Regions from separate parts of the Homo sapiens genome. Here region 1 is linked to region 2. Evidence: chromatin loops called from intact Hi-C (ENCODE). Cell type or tissue: natural killer cell. All regions are shown on one strand. Links, peaks and the distances in the headings refer to the core of each region. The heading gives the core; the rest is flanking DNA.

Region 1 (5,383 bases), core at 87-5,086, 94 kb before region 2:
AAGATCAAAGTGCCAGCACATCTAGTGTCTGGTGAGGGCACTCTTCTTGGTTTGTAGATGGCTGCTTTCTTGGCTTTATCCTCACATGTTGAAAAGAAAGAGGGCTATGGTCTCTTCCTCTTCTTATAAGGACACTAATCCCATCATGGGAGCTCACCCTCAGGAACTTGTCTAAACCTAATTACCTCCCAAATGTCCCACCTCCAAATACCATTACATTGAAGATTAGGACTTCAACATATGAATTTTGGGAAATCACATTCAGTCCACAGCACCACTTCACAAGATACCGGGAGCTGGGCAGTCCCAGAGTTTGTGTAGCAACTCAACAATATCATCAGTAATTTTATCTTTTTGTTTTGACATCCTCATTGCAATGGCAATGTCTCCTCTCATGGTTCCAAGATGGCTGCCACACCATCAAGCACCACATCCTAACTCTAGTAACTTAAGCAAGAGATTGATGGAGCTCTTTTCTATGATCATCTCTTTTTCAGAGAGGAAAAATCTTTCCCAGAAACTCCCTCAGAGTTCTCCTTATGTCTCATTAGCCAGAACTAAGTCACCTAGTCACCCCTATATCCATCACTAGCAAAAATTTGCATGCATGACCGGCTTAAAACAATTATGATTCACCTCTTGGGGAACACACTGTCACCTGTAACATAATCAAGGTTCTGTTACTAAGGAAGGAGGGGGAATAACTGGTAGGCAACAAGCCATGTCTGCCACAGATGTAATGTGAATGAAAACTTATGCAGCAGTAAGGAGGCCAGCCAAATTAGAGCAGAGAATGTGTAATGTGAAAAGATCGGCTCGGTAGGGAGGAACCAGACTGAAGCCCTTAAAAGCCAAGCAGAAGAATCTAGAGTTAATATAATAGGAGAGAGAGGGAGAGAGAGCTATCAAAAGATTTTAAATAGGAGCAGGATGTGGTAAAAGCATTATCTGAGGAAGATCACTGTGACATTGGTGTGTAAATGGATTGGAATCAAGGAGACCAGCTAGATAATAAAGGCCTGGCCTAAGGTGGGAATAGAGTGCTAAGGATGGAGTGAAGAAAAATAATAAAAGGAAAATCAACAGAAGTTGATGTGTGGCTAGTTTGGGGTATGGAGGAGCTGGATTAAAGGTAATGTCAAGATTTCTAATCTGGGTGACTGGGAGAATGGTGGGAACAAAAAAAATTGGGAGGGACACCTGGCTTGGAGAAAAAGAGAAATGCTGAGTTTGGTTTAGGATATATTAAATTGGAGGTGTCAGTGAGCAATCTGAGTCGATGTGTTCAATGGGCAGATAGGCTTTTCAGGGATTAGAAATAGCACTTGGTGCTAGAGACCTTTGCACAATAGTGTCATGGTTAGGAGCAGGGATACTGGGGCTGGACTGCCAGAATTTGAAATCTGGTTTGGCTGCACCATTTACTAGACATGTGACCATGGGCAAGTTACTTAATTTTTCTTTTCTTTTTTTTTGGAGACAGAGTCTCACTCTGTCGCTCAGGCTGGAGTGCAGTGGTACAATCTCAGCTCACTACAGCCTCTACCTCCTGGGTTCAAGCCATTCTCCTGCTTCAGCCTCCCAAGTAGCTGGAATTACAGGCATGCGCTACCCCGTCTGGCTAATTTTTGTACTTTTAGTAGAGACGGGGTTTCACCATGTTGGCCAGACTGGTCTTGAACTCCTAACCTCAGGTGATATACCCGCCTCGGCCTCCCAAAGTGCTGGGATTACGGGTGTGAGCCACCGCGCCCGGCCCCAACTAGTGTTTTAATTTCTAAGAAGCAACTTCCTGCTGTCAGCTATGTCCTATTTCCTCCAAATTGGGGGGAGGGGGAGAGATGTGTGTCATAATTTGTATGTGGAGAGGGAGATCAGATGCACGAAGGGGATGAAGTGACTTTCCTAAGGTCGCATAATAATCTGATGGCTGGCCGGGCGCTGTCCACACCTGTAATCCCACCACTTTGGGAGGCCAAGACAGGCAGATTACCTGAGGTCAGGAGTTCAAGACCAGCCTGGCCAACATGGCAAAACCCTGTCTCTACTAAAAATACAGAAAAAATTAGCCAGGCATGGTGGCACACGCCTGTAATCCCAGCTACTCGGGAGGCTGAGGCAGAAGAATCGCTTGAACCTGGGAGGCAGAGGTTGCAGTGAGCTGAGATCGCGTCGCTGCACTCCAGCCTGGGTGACAAGAGTGAAACTCCATCTCGAAAAATAAAAAATAAATAATAAATAATAATCTGATGGCTGAGTGGGTTCTAAAAATCTAGTTCAGCATCACAACTGCTGGCCAGATGAGCAATGCTTATCTTGTGGCACGTTTCCAGTTTTCAAAACAGTGACATAAGTCTAAATGGTTTATTAAAATTCTCTATCTCAAGTACCCAGGGACCCAAACACTGCGGAAGGCTGCAGGGTCCTCTGCCTAGGAAAACCAGAGACCTTTGTTCACTTGTTTATCTGCTGACCTTCCCTCCACTATTGTCCTGTGACCCTGCCAAATCCCCCTCTGCGAGAAACACCCAAGAATGATCAATAAAAAAAAAAAGAAAATAAAAATAAAGTAAAATAAAATAAAATAAAATAAAATAAAATTCTCTATAAAATAAAGTGGTGTTGTTCTATGATGCAATCCCTATACTAACCACATGGTGATGCTGCAGACAGATCTAGAGATTTGAGGAAAAGGTGTTTAAGAATATTTTTTATGTTTGTAAATTATAGTACAGCTACACAAAGATTATGCAGGCTTTTAAAAGAATGAGGTAAAGCTACAGATTTGTAAGAATAATCTTCAAAATATGCCACTAAGTGAGAAAAGTAAGTCACTAAACAATATCATATTTGTCTATTTTTTTAAAAAAGCATGTAAATATATATGCTGGTACATATATGATTTTTCTCTGCAGTGTAAAAAAAAAAAGACCAATAGCAGTTGTTACTTTGGGCAATGGGACTGGGGTCCAAAAGAGGGGAAATGGTGGCTTTTTGGATAACTTTTTTTTGGGAGGCGGGGCGGTTCAATGATTCTCCTGCCTCAGCCTCCCAAGTAGCTGGGATTACAGACAGGCATGTGCCACCACGCTTGGCTAATTTTTGTATTATTATTTATTATTATTATTATTATTGTATTATTAGTAGAGACGGGGTTGCACCATGTTGGTCAGGCTGGTCTCAAACTCCTGACCTCAGGTGATCTGCCGGACTCAGCCTCCTAAAGTGCTGGGATTACAGGCATAAGCCACCGCACCTGGCTCATAACATTTTAAATGATTTGATTTTTAATAATTTACATTAATTTAAAACTCATTATTACAAAAAAAATCCATTCGTTGTACAACTTTACTGCAGAAATTAATAAAAATCTCTTCTCCTTCATCTTTTGTTTTTGTTTTTGTTTTTTTTTTGAGACGCAGTCTTGCTCTGTCTCCCAGGCTGGAGTGCAATGGCACAATCTCGGCTCACTGCAACCTCTGCCTCCCGGGTTCAAGCAATTCTCCTGCCTCAGCCTCCTGAGTAGCTGGGATTACAGGCACCTGCCACCACGCCAGGCTAATTTTTGTATTTTTTTTTTTTTTTTAGTAGAGACAGGGTTTCGCCATGTTGGCCAGGCTGGTCTTGAACTCCTGACCTCAGGTGATCCACCCTCCTTGGCCTCCCAAAGTGCTAGGATTACAGGCATAAGCCACCATGCCCAGCCCTCCTTCATCTCTTAACCCCATTCCCCAGAGGACAGAGAGCCCCTGCTGAGAGTTTGAGATCTCATTACTCAGAATGTGGTCTCCAGACCAGCAGCATCAGATCACTAGGGAAGTTGCTAGAAATGCAGATTCTTGTGTCCTATCCCGGAGCTGTTGAACTTCACAGTGGGGCCTAGTAATCTGTGTTTTAATAAGCCCTCCAGTGGTTGTGATGCATAAACCATTTTGTTTTAGCAGATTGGATCAGATCTTTTGGCAGGGGAGGTTGAGAATACTACTGGCCAGGAGAACAAACAACTCAAAATGGCATGTTTCCATTTATCCAGAGAACTCTGGCTGAAGAGTTGGCAGCCCCTTGAGCCCACTGTGACCTCGCTGTGGGGTTGAGCGATGACCATACTGTCATCCAGACAGTAGATATTAAAGGTATTATCCAGAAAAAAGGGACATGCCAGAAGGAGAAAGGAAAAAGAGGGAGGGTAGGAGAAACTAAAAAAAGGATGAGTAGGGAAAGGAAAAATGGGGCAGATAAAAAGATAATGCAAATTTAAAAAGTAAAGATTTTTGGTGGCAAATAGATGACACCAATACCTCAGGGGCACTCATTTATTTATTTTTATTATTTATTATTATTATTTTTTGAGACAGGGTCCCACTTTGTCACCGAGGCTGGAGGGCAGTGGCGCGATCTTGGCTCACTGCAAACTTCGCCTCCCTGGTTCAAGCAATTTTTGAACCTCAGCCTCCCGAGTAGCTGGGTTTAAAGGCATGTGCCACCACACCCAGCTAATTTTTGTACTTTTTGCTAGAGATGGGGTTTCGCCATGTTGGCCAGGCTGGTCTTGAACTCCTGATCTCAAGTGATCCATCCCTCTTGGCCTCCCAAAGTGCTGGGATTACAGGCATGAGCCACCGTGCCCAGCCCATTTATTTAATAACTATTTATTATTCTTCCATTCTAAACTTCTGCACCTTTAAGTTCATTTCCTCTGCTCATCCCCACATTTCATTGTCTATCATTTACCAAATCTGATAGGGTCATCATTTCTTACACCATTCAGTATGTTGACATGTAGGGAAATGTTTGCCAATGATTTCCTGCTCTTTGGCCAAAAAGTCATGCACTCTCAAAGGTGCTGAAAAGAGTCTTAATCTACCTATGATGGTAGGGGACAGTGTGGGGGGACTGCTGAGGAGTTTGTGCACTGGGGTGGTATGAGGTATATTCAGGAGCGCACATAAAAGCACCCTAGATACAGCGGTACCAACAATCAAGTCAACCTTTGTGAAGCTTAGATCGGAGGGGATCTCACAGATTTCCTCAAACACTAACCCCAGTCTCACGTATACATCTGCATCTACCACCGAAAGCCAAGGAAAAGCTCCTTCAATCTGGGGCAGGGTAATGGGAGACTGTATAAGAAAAGGGATCTTTCTCACAGTGTTTTTTGGAGAAAACATTAAACATTTCTGAGTATGGAAGCTCAGTGCAAACAAAGACTTGAGAATTTTTAGCCTATTTATGCTGACAAAATACCCAGCATGTATCTACAACTTTCAAAACATTGTTGTGTCTCACGACGATGCCTGTCCCAGTCAAGGAGCCAGCATTTGTATTTGCCTGAGGAAAAGGTTGTGATGGGGGTGAGGGTGGATTTCGCTTGTAAGGCTGCTCA
Region 2 (5,317 bases), core at 318-5,317:
CCTTCTAGATTGCAACTGAAGAACTTTGTGAAGTAGTGTTTCCATTTATTTTTCCTTGCCCTTTGCCTCCATACATCGTATCCACTCTCCTTCCTCCCAACATATGCATATAAATACCCAAACCTCCATTTTCTGCCTGGAGAAAAGCACAGTGTAAATCATACTTCTGTATGGTTTGGTTAAATTACTTTATTATGTATGAATATTTTAAGAGGGAGGCAGTAAAGAAAATGACTCTAATGAAGAATTTAGACAGGGAGAAATATGTTGGGATCAGGGATCTGTTGCCTAGCAGACTTTAGGCTGAGGCAGCTTCCAAGGAAAGAAGGAAAGATTCCGAGGAAAGATTCCTGCTACAGCCTAGCCTCTGAGTTGAATAAAGGATTGGAAATATTTATGTCTTTAATTGCAATTGCCATTACATATTTGCTCTGGGAAACAGTTTGTGGCTAGATGTCCTTAAAGCCATTTAGCCAGACTTTCATCAAACATTTTCAAAGTTTCTCTTCTAATTTTGGTTCTGTCCCTCAGCCTGAAAGTTTCTCTTAGTGTTCCTCTCCTACACAAACAAACATAACAGTTTATACCAGGACTCAACCTTGATAAAGAAAGGCTGCTCTCACAAAGCAGTCTAACGAGAAACCAGAGCACAGAGACTACAAAGGAAAAAATGCCCAGAAATGAAACAACTTTTAGTTTTATCCTCCTGTGACTAAACCCTAAGAGTCAAAAAGAGGGGAGAGAGAAGAAAAACAATATTTAACTAACAGGTTGTCAATTGTCAAGTTTTCCACCCACATGGCTGCCCAATATTCCAGTGGGAAAATCAGTGATATGGTCTAGAAAGAGAAAATCATACATTTCTTTTTTATTTCAATTTATTGTTGTTGACAACTCCTCAAGACAATATAAATGTTTTTTTACATGTTGATCCCCAGAAAATAGGTGCCTAAAAAAAGTTACTTTAGGATAATGATTTCAGGGGAGTAGAAGGTGAAAAATCATAACCCAAAGTCCAGTATGGACAAAACCATGAAGACATTTGGAAGTAGTATTTCTCATTGACAAGCAAGTAAAACCAAGTGCATTGCAACAGATGGCATACAAATCAAATCCTGATGCAGCACGGTATGGGGAACTATTTAAATTAATCTACTAGAAGTCTATTGAACAGTTAGAACATAACTTTAATGAATATATTATCATATCCAGTTCTGTATAGTAAACCTACATTTTTCATGTCCTAGCTGACAACCCAAACTATCTTAGTACCCTTCAATATTGCTTTGCAATTGTGGACACAATGGATTCCATTGAAAGATAAATATTATTTGACAAATGATTCATAATTCCTTGTCTAATAGTCAATGCATTTAACAGGATAATGTATTATGTATAAAGTATAGCACCAGTAGTTGAATTCCTGTGAAATGTTAACTATTTTAACTCAAAATTTACATACGTTTCAAAATGTTTGGGATATCATTCATTGATTTTTAAGAAGATGGTACTTTCTGGTAAGCAGCAGCTCAGAGTAGAAAGAGCACTGGACCTGGAGTCAGATGCAATGCAAGTTGTTTTTTCTAAACACTCTCTAATATCCTTTCCAGATCTAACATTCTATTATCTTTTACTACTGAATCTTGAGAGTTTGATTGAGGTAATTTTCAAGTGGTTTAAAAGTTATTGTCTTTTTCATTTTGTTCCTTTTCTTTTTAAAGGTTAGTTTTGAAAATTGAATTTGTTAAGAAAATGGGTTGAGAGGAGGCAGTTTCATTGTATGTTTGTTTGTTTTTGTATTTTCCATTAACCTACTATAGAAGATCCTATATCTTCTAGAACTTGTTAGTAGTGGTTGGCCTCCCTTTACTGTGTCAATAAGACTTTGAAGGTGTCTGGGAAGGAGATTCCAAAGAGGAACAGCAATTCTTTCTGCCACAAGAGAAAAAACACTGTTAGGGACTAGATTGGTATAGTATGTTTACATGACTGGCTTCAGTTCCCAAGATTAAATAGCTTAAAATTTCTTAAGCGAGTTCCCTTAACCCAATGTTGCTTTTGTTCTCATCTTTCCTTCTCACCAACCCTACATGTGTTTACATCTCCACATCAATGTCTGACCAATAGAAAATCATGTCTAAAATGTTCAAAATTGATCTCTCCAAACCTGCTTCTCTCTTATATTCCCAGTCTTGATCAACAATGTCACCATCTTACCGGTTCTAGCCAAGCTCAAACCTTTGGAGTCATTCTCCAAACTCCTCCTTCCTTATTCCCCATTCCACAGTCTTGTCCTTCTCCAATCACCCTTCACATAGTGGTTGCCAAGTGCCCTTTCTAAATTGCAAGCCGGGTGCGGTGGCTCACGCCTGTAATCCCAGCACTGTGGGAGGCTGAGGCAGGCGGATCACTTGAGGTCAGGAGTTCGAGACCAGCCTGGCCAACATGGTGAAACCCTGTCTCCGCCAAAAATACAAAAGTTAGCTGGGCATGGTGGTGTGTGCCTGTAATCCCAGCTACTCAGGAGGCTGAGGCTGGAGAATCACTTGAATCCGGGAGGTGGAGGTTGCAGTGAGCCGAGATCACACCACTGCACTCCAGCCTGGGTGACAACAGCGAAACTCCATCTCAAAAATAAACAAATAAATAATAAAGTAAAATAAAATAAAACACAAATGTGATCACAGAGCCTCCCTGATTAAAATGCTTTAATTACTCATTTTCACCTATTGGATAAAACTCAAAGTCCTCTTTCCATCCCTGAATACCTCTCTAGCTGGATCTCTTGCCATCCCTGCCATTCCTCTGAGCCCTTTTCATTCCAGTTACATAAACTGCTCACAGTTACCCAGACACACCATGGTCTCTTCATGACTGTGGCTTTGCATGTGAAATTTCCTCTGCTACTTTCTTAGCTCAAGATATTTTTCCTCATATTCCCATAGCTTTCCACATACTAGTTTTTTAACTCTCATTAAACTATATCGTATAACTTCTCCACTTGCTTGTCTTCACTACCAGACAGTCAGTTCCCTGTTTTGGGAGAAAGGAAACATTGTAGAGGAGATTCAGACTTTGGATCCTCCTAGGTGGCATTTAAACTTGCTTCGGACCCTGAGACACTATACTATTCGCTGATGCTTGCTTTTTTTTTCTCCTTGTGCCAGCCTTCCCCCTGGTGGAGGTGTTAAGAAGCAGTTGAGTGATCAGGTGACCAAAGATAAGACAAAGTGACCTGGCTGATCCACATCCTGGATAAGAATCTGCCTCATGTCATTTTTAAAGTAAATGCTAAACTGGCTAATGGGCCTTGGCTTTTGCCTGGCCTGGCAAGGAACGTTCTGTCTTGTCATGTATTCATTGACAGATTATGATTTCAATTTCCAGAGCTGTAGCTGCTGGTCTATGTAACCACCCCTGATGGTCTCAAAAAACATCATGCTACTGTCAAACAAATAGCCCAAGAAGAATTAGCTGGTGGGAATCTTCTTCCATGTTGTCTCCTCTGCCTGAAGCTGAGAAAAACCTGTTTGCAGGAATGTTTGCCTTTAGACGATTACACCAGAGAGCAAGGAATCAAACACCAATCATATCCATATGCTAAGTGTTCTCCCCAGTTGCAGTGAGCCCCACCTCTTTAAAAAGTCACAAGGACGGTCTTCATCTCTATCCCAGAACAATATCCTGTTAGCACTGCTTTTTTCCCAGTTGAAAATAACCTAGTCTTTGAATAAGCACTTAGTTGTCTGTGGGAGGCAGAAGTTTCTTAGGCACCAGGATATAGAGGTCTTTAGGTATAGCGGTCTTGGTTGTCTAGGTTGGACCGAGTGGTGATTCCCAGGGAAGGACCTTGCCAGGCAGGTTTTTTTTTTCTTCAGAGACAGGATCTCACTCTGTCACCCAGGCTGGAATGCAGTGCAGCTCACTGCAGCCTTGACCTCCTGGGCTCAAGTGATCCTCCTGCCTTAATCTCCTGAATAGGTGGGACTACAGATGCATGCCACCACACCCGGCTTAGGCAGATTTTTTTTAAACATGTGTTAGGTTATTAGCCTGGTTGGGAGGAATCTGACCTCTAAAACCAACAGAATTTTAGAAAACATGATGAATTTATAATCATAATAGAAATTCTCCTTGATGGCTATTGCGTGGCTATTGTAAATTTTATCAGATACTATGTTTACGCTACAGGGAGATTACCAGCAGCAAGAACAGGCTTTAGTTTTAAGTGGAGGGAAAGGAAATTAATATACTCTGTTTGTCATCAGGAGACACTACCTTTAAAAAATCGAACAGCTCCCACAATGTCATTTTATACACATGTCATAGGCAAGGAAAGATGATCGGCTGTCTTAGATGTCCATCTGGCTGTGTCCTAATTGAAGAAAAAGAATTCAGGTGCTACCAGAGATACCATGAGATAAAACAGAAACAGAACTGGTAAGAATGGCCCCCTGAAGTTCTTAAGTTTCTATGTTCAGGGTAAAGATTACCCTGCCCACAAAACGATCATTGATGACATCATTTATGACGCCTTTGCCCTTCAGTTGGCACTGCACAGGCACTGCTTGGTTCTTCACCACGTCTGTAAAGTGCATTGCCACCAAGGGGGATGTGTAGTTAACCTGCAGGTAGAAGAAAAATGAATTCTAAGTGTGGGGAGGTGGTAGGAGGGAAGTGATCAGATAATCACTGCAGGATGACAACCCTCACAAAGAGAACTGAGTAAATCCCATGATGCCAATTTGCAAATGGCCAAAGCAACAGACATACTCTCCTTGCAGTGGGAAAGTGTGGGAAAATCATACATTTCTCTAACAAGTCACTGTCAGATATCTGATTGTCCTCTGGGAAAAACCAATTCTGATTCAGCATGATATGATTTTTCTGGAAATCAGACCATGAATTAAACCAAAACTAGTGTCTATCGAGTCCCTGTGTTGGGGACTCACCCCAGCGCTTCAAATGGGAGAAACAGAAGCGTGATTATTAGGGCATGTTTAAGCACATTGGTAGTAATTTATCTGCTCCTGACCCTGCCACTAACTTAGCTGTATGGTCTTGGGCAAGTCACTTTCTGTCTCTGAACCCCAATTTTCCCATTCGTAAACTTAAAAGGTTAAATTAGGCCATATATGAGATTCTTTCAGATATGGAAAGGAGTGTGGTTGTGATAAGAATTGGTAAAGGGAGCTCCTGGTTATGGCCAGCAGCTATTTACCCCTCTACTATCTCCTGCTCCCTAATTCTCATAGATCCCAGCCAGCTCTTCTTTTGTCACTGAGCCCTTTCTGACAGCAATGACTAAAGGGAATAC

Evidence for each region. A loop is a pair of places that touch in the nucleus more often than their neighbours do. Peaks named below come from ENCODE experiments on the same cell type or tissue, not always from the same donor. Only the 100,000 strongest peaks of a DNase experiment are listed, where the experiment ranks them.
Region 1: it touches region 2 in a loop (21-fold over the local background); 23 of 110 quality-filtered maps call a loop at or near these places.

The regions. Positions count from the first base shown.
Region 1 is chrX:120,472,905-120,478,287 of GRCh38, reverse strand. No RefSeq gene overlaps it. Among named protein-coding and RNA genes, the nearest start is that of LAMP2, 6.3 kb to the right of the region's middle. In natural killer cell, for the core only: a CTCF peak has its summit at 2,643; a DNase peak (open chromatin) is centred at 2,667.
Region 2 is chrX:120,378,781-120,384,097 of GRCh38, reverse strand. It overlaps ATP1B4 (ATPase Na+/K+ transporting family member beta 4), which reads right to left. Exons shown (of 8, transcript NM_001142447.3): 8 at 861-4,625. The coding sequence ends at 4,464. Among named protein-coding and RNA genes, the nearest start is that of ATP1B4, 19 kb to the right of the region's middle. In natural killer cell, for the core only: no CTCF peak of the experiment used is centred there; a DNase peak (open chromatin) is centred at 3,177.